Linked DNA regions of Homo sapiens: region 2 is linked to region 1. A link is a loop called in an ENCODE intact Hi-C map of the cell type or tissue named here. Cell type or tissue: heart right ventricle. All regions are shown on one strand. Each heading gives the region's core, and the rest is flanking DNA. Links, peaks and the distances in the headings are about the cores only. Region 1 overlaps ARHGAP26 (Rho GTPase activating protein 26). Region 2 overlaps FGF1 (fibroblast growth factor 1).

Region 1 (2,916 bases), core at 272-2,771:
CAACATAGAGTAAGAAATACTTTTTATATTATGACTCAATAAACACACATTTATAATGGTTAAATGCAATGCACTTTCATATATATATATATATATATATATATATATATATATATATATATATTTTTTTTTTTTTTTTAAGACGGAGTTTCGCTCTTGTTACCCAGGCTGGAGTACAATGGCGCGAATTCGGCTCACCGCAACCTCCGCCTCCCAGGTTCAAGATATTCTCCTGCCTCAGCCTTCCCAAGTAGCTGGGATTACAGGCATGCACCACCATGCCCGGCCAATTTTGTATTTTTAATAGAGATGGGGGTTTCTCCACGTTGGTCAGGCTGGTCTCGAACTCCAGACCTCAGGTGATCTGTCCACCTCAGCCTCCCAAAGTGCTGAGATTCCAGGCATGAGCCACCGCGCCAGGCCTTGTATTTTTCATTCTATTTTAGCCTACCCTATTGCATAACCCAAAAACTGTGATTTTGCGACACACTCACAACCTGAAGAAGATTGTCCTGGCCTTTCATTAGCTCATTCCTTCTGGGCTCAGTTTAAATGTTACCTCTTTAGGAGAGGCTTTCATTGACTATGTTATTTTAAATAGGTTACCAGGAAATCTCTGTCTCATCTCCCAATTTAAACTCTTATCTATTCCTTTCTTGAGACAGAGTCTCGCTCTGTTGCCCAGGCTGGAGTGGAGTGGCATGATCTCAGCTCACTGCAAACTCCGCCTCCTGGGTTCAAGTGATTCTCCTGCCTCAGCCTCCCAAGTAGCTGGGATTACAGGCGCGTGCCACCACATCTAGCTAATTTTTTTTTTGCATTTTCACTAGAGACAGGGTTTCGCCTTGTTGGCCAGGCTGGTCTCAAACTCTTGACCTCAAGTGATCCACCCGCCTTGGCCTACCAAAGTGCTGGGATTACAGGCATGAGCCACCGTGCCTGGCCTACTAGACTACTAGAATATAAAGTCCATGAGAACAAAGACCTCGTCTAATTTTTTCATTTTTCTCCTCCAGTGCTCAGAACGGTGTATGGCCCATAATAAACGTTCAACAGATGCATGCAGAATGAATGAATTGATCCCCATGTGGCCATCAGTCAGCACCAAAGGCATGTCCCATCAGTGACCCAGAACTAAGAACAAATGCATAACTCAATGCATTCCCAAAGGAAAAGGAAGAAGAAATCCTAAGCGGAATGTTATGCTTCTCTTGCCAATGCCCCAGAATGGTGTGGGCCACAGAATCCATCACATCCTTGGGCCCCCTGCAATGGAATTATAAGCCAGGATCCCAACCCACCCTGCAGACCGCTCAAGACAGTTTCCCTGCCTGCCACTTGAGAAGCTATAAATCTACCGGCTTGATTAAACCCGTCAACCATTCTGCGTTTCTTGGAAAAGAGACTTCCTCCTAGATTGTAATTTCCATGAAAGAAGATCCTTCATTTCACTTTCTACAAAACACCCAGTGCCTGGACAGACTTTTACAGAAGCGTCCAGTGAGTATTTGTTGAATCAATGACTACTGTTTTTGAGGCGAGCTTTTTTACCATTCAAAAACTATGCATTTGTTTAAATCATCCACTAGATGGCAGTGCCATTCCACATCACTGCCCTGTAGTTTCTACTTCCAGGGATCTAGGGATGGGCTGGAATTTAAAAGCATTCCGTGCAGAACCCTGCAATCAGGGAACAACTCTGGATAATCAGAGTGGAAGGTTTCATCAAAGGTGTACCACGTGCTCAACAATGTTCCTAAAAGTTGAATTTTTAATAAATGTGAAGAAAATGATCAATACATAGCTGAACACCTTGAGCAAAACACCTGACCCCTACGAGAAACTCAGTTCCCTCATAAAACGTAATTCAAGAAAGTTGAAATGGATGATCACTAAGGTCCTTCCCTCTCTCTAATTCTATATCATGACACTGGCACTAAATAACATGGTCAGCAGGCAAGAGAGCCTCAACATCCCTCCCCAGATAGAGACGTAGAAAAGCAAACTGGGTGAAGGGAAAGGGCTGCACAGCCAGTGCTGGAGTTAACTCGCTACCACTAAGCTATTTATCCTATCTGAGCCTCAGTTTCCTCATGTGTAAAACAGAGTAGTAACCACATCTATACCTCTTAGGGTGAGGATTCCAGAAGATTCCATGTAAAGTGCTTAACACCATACCCAGGCCATAAATATGCATTCAACAAATGTTTCCCTATATTATAGTTGCTATTGATGTGGTTAGTGGCAGTAGTAATATCATCACTGTTCTTTTTTTTGTTTGTTTTTTGATGTTTGGTTTTTGGTTTTTTTTGAGAAAGAGTCTCACTCTGTCGCCCAGGCTGGAGTGCAGTGGCGCGACTGTGGCTCACTGCAACCTCCGCCTCCCTGGTTCAAGTAATTCTCCTGCCTCAGCCTCCTGAGTAGCTGGGACTACAGGCACCCACCACCATGCCCAGCTAATTTTTGTATTTTTAGTAGAGACGAGGTCTCACCATGTTGGCCAGGATGGTCTCGATCTCTTTACCTCTTTAGTGTTAGATTTTTATACAGTTTAATTTAGTTCAGTTACAACTAAAAAGCAATGCCTGAGAACTGACCTGAACAGACCAGAACCTGCAAGATCTGGAACCCAATCCTTACACTCAAAGTACTTAGAAAGTGTGACTAGGTCAAAGGCAAGAACATAAAGGACTATAATAAAAGAGCATAATGGAAAACATCCACTGAAATACAGAACTGTCAAAGTCAGGAATAGTGGCATCCAATTTGAGAACAGAAAATGGAGCGGAACAGGCCAATCATAAGGATATTTACACATTTTATATTAAATATACTTCATACTTGAGCAGCAGTTATATTTGCCTTCTCATGTATAACATAAGTAGGACAGATATTTCATGAGTATTTAACAAATAA
Region 2 (2,916 bases), core at 134-2,633, 230 kb after region 1:
ACTTTGGGAGGCTGAGACAGGTGGATCACCTGAGGTCAGGAGTTCAAGACCAGCCTGGCCAATATGGTGAAACCCCATCTCTACTAAAAATACAAAATTAGCTGGGCGTGGTGGCACATGCCTATAATCCCAGCTACTCAGGAGGCTGAGGCAGGAGAATCGCTTGAACCTGGGAGGTGGAGGTTGCAGTGAGCCAAGATCTCGCCATTGCACTCCAGCCTGGGCAACAAAAGCGAAACTCTGTCCCAAAAAAGATAAAAATAAAAATAAAAAAAAATACCTGCAGTAACAAAATAAAATGTGAGTTCCTCCTCAGCCACCCCATCCCACTCCCCAGGGGTAATCATTTTTTCAGTTTTCTATCTATGTGTCTACACATAGATATATGATTTTTAAATTAAGCCATGGGATAATTCTGGATATATTGTCCTGAGGCTTCCTTTTCCCCACTCATATGTGTACATGTGTGTCTAGTGCTCTTTTTCTTATGGCTGCCTGCTATTTGCTTAGACCCATAACTTATTTTATCACTCCATTCTGAAGCAACATTGTTTCCAAATTTTCACTATTACAAACAGCACTGCAGTGAATTTCATGCATTGATGTTTGGGCACTTGTGTGAGTCCTTCTATAGGACAAATTCTTAATGCTGGAGTTGTCAGTCACGGGGTCTACACATAAGTATGCTGTTTTCCTTGAAGGGCTTCTTGGATTGGTCTGCTCTTCCCTTATGGACTGGGAATGAAAAATGTGGGGAAGAAGATAGATTTCCAAGGAGGCATGTAAATGGAAAACAAGGCTTTAAAGTATCCCAACTGAATAACAGCTTTTTTTTTAATCAAGATATTGTGGGTTACTATATTTATACATAGTAACACTTATTAACCTGATAAGATGGACCAGGTAGAAATAACTCTCAGAGAGGTAACAGTCTGCTCTTCTCGGTTTAACCATCCATTTTCTATGGCTAGAGTCAATATTGGAAGAAGATACTGGTTCCTGAGGGCACATTTAGATGTGTTAAAAGAGTTATGATGTGGGAAATTTGTTCACAGATTTCAGGGAGATCAAAGACTTAAGTCCATTAGAAATTTTAAAAACAATTATATTCCTAGGACTTGGTATTTAATATGTGAAGTCATCAGTTTAATTATATTTTCAGATCATTCTTTGGCACAGAGTGAGGAAAACCCTCCCTCACTCTTGCAGAGAACGCAAAAACACTCAGGAAAAACAAAGCTGAAGTGTAAACAGTCTCTTTGCAAGGGTCCTCTGATCTCACCAGCGCGGCCAGCACACTGAGCTCGGAGCGCCCTCTTCTGGCTGCGGGCTCCCCTGCACCAGCCTGGCTCCCGCCCACAGGATAAGTCGGGTTTTCAGTGTTTGGAAAGCTGCTCTGGCTCTCCCGTTCCAATATCAGCACATCCTTCAGCTTCTTCTGCTGTGGCCACTGAAACCCCAAGATGTTCTTTCTCAATATTTGTGCAATATTTTCAAGTTACTCTGGGCTCTGCCTCCTCTGTAAGAAGGATTTCTTGATGACTAGTTTTTAAAAACACCCTTCTTAGATCTGAGTTAAGCTATTGGGATTGCAGTTACGTTTGTTAACTGTCGGGAATTAGTAATTTTGGATAAGCAAGAACTAGATCTAGAAGCCAAAGGAGAACAGCAAGCAGGTCTATGTGTCATTACCCAATGCCTGTGAGCAAAGTATGGCTGAGATTGACGTTTTCTGTCCACTCTGGAAAGCTGTCAGAACCTTAGGTCAGCCTCATAGTTCTTGTATTCATTTAACAACTATTTGCTGAGTACCTATGGTGTGGTGGGGAGTGTGCTGGGAGCAGGTCTCAATGGTGGACGAGATGAGGGAAGGGCCGCTTCACTTATTATGTGTGATACCTAGGCAGTGTTAATATTGCAAAATGCTTGGAATTTTACAAGCGTCATAAAGGGTTACCGAAGCCTCCATCATGTTCTTTCAAATTCCCAGTTAATCTATCCTGTGCTGCTATTACCACGTTGAACCAAGTTAATCCTCTCAACTCAGCAATGGCTCCTTCCTAACTTCTTGAAAGGCACCATTCGGTCCTCCAGGGAACATGCTTGTAATCTGTTATGATAGGAAGGAGGAAGCAGCATAAACGAAAACAGTTTTTCCAAAGAACTGACTGTTTTCCTTGGAGCTGGGGTGGGCCAGAGCTGAGGCCCGGCCCTGTTTGGATGTGGGAGCCTGCGGTTACCTGGCTCTATCTTCATCAACCCTGCTGGGTGAGCCACAGGCCTGCAGCCCTCTGCTCTCCCCTGCCTGCTCCTCCTGCAGGTAGAAGAGAAGCCCCTTCTCCCTCTTTCTCTCTCTCAGTCCCGTGTGAATGCCTGGGGCCCACTCGCCAGGCAAAGGGAGATTGGCCCCTGGAAGGAGCCAACCCTAAAGAGGGAGTGTTTCCTTCCAACGAGGCCACAACATTCATGGAGTCGAAGACAGCAGATGGCAGCCCTGGTGGAAGAGCCAGGCAATGTCATCCAAGACAGATAAGGAAAGGACACAAGGCCAAGGGCTGGAAGGTATCAAATCGCAACACAATGTCCAAGATTCCACTAGTTATTTATGCCCCACTTTTGCTAAAACTTCAGATGAACCTCGAAGGGGCAGACATCCTTTCTTCCTCACTTATCTTGGCTTTATAACCACAGCTTGATATTTCTTTGGGAAAAGTAAGAATCTTTCTACTATCCAAAGTTCAATGAACTATCGAGCAGTTCATTATAAGTGAACTTGCCTTCTTAAAGCTAACGTTCTCTCTAAAATCATTGAGTTCCAAGAAGGTGGTACAAAAGGATTGTATTTTGTGAGCTTGCTGCATCAAAAGTCCCCAAATTTCATGTGCCCTTTCCCAAATTATGCTGTTCACTTAAATG

What was found. Peaks named below come from ENCODE experiments on the same cell type or tissue, not always from the same donor. Only the 100,000 strongest peaks of a DNase experiment are listed, where the experiment ranks them.
Region 2: a loop joins it to region 1, with 4 times the contacts of the local background. A loop is called at or near these places in 31 of 110 quality-filtered maps.

Annotation. Positions count from the first base shown.
Region 1 is chr5:142,887,360-142,890,275 of GRCh38, reverse strand. All of the region lies in intron 5 of ARHGAP26 (Rho GTPase activating protein 26), which reads right to left. Among named protein-coding and RNA genes, the nearest start is that of ARHGAP26-AS1, 20 kb to the right of the region's middle. In heart right ventricle, for the core only: a CTCF peak has its summit at 1,590 (motif pointing right); no DNase peak of the experiment used is centred there; H3K27ac peaks cover 1,016 bases.
Region 2 is chr5:142,654,266-142,657,181 of GRCh38, reverse strand. All of the region lies in intron 1 of FGF1 (fibroblast growth factor 1), which reads left to right. Among named protein-coding and RNA genes, the nearest start is that of FGF1, 30 kb to the left of the region's middle. RefSeq lists a silencer at 1,226-1,275 and an enhancer at 1,144-1,438. In heart right ventricle, for the core only: a CTCF peak has its summit at 1,318 (motif pointing left); DNase peaks (open chromatin) are centred at 1,321 and 2,391; H3K27ac peaks cover 2,267 bases.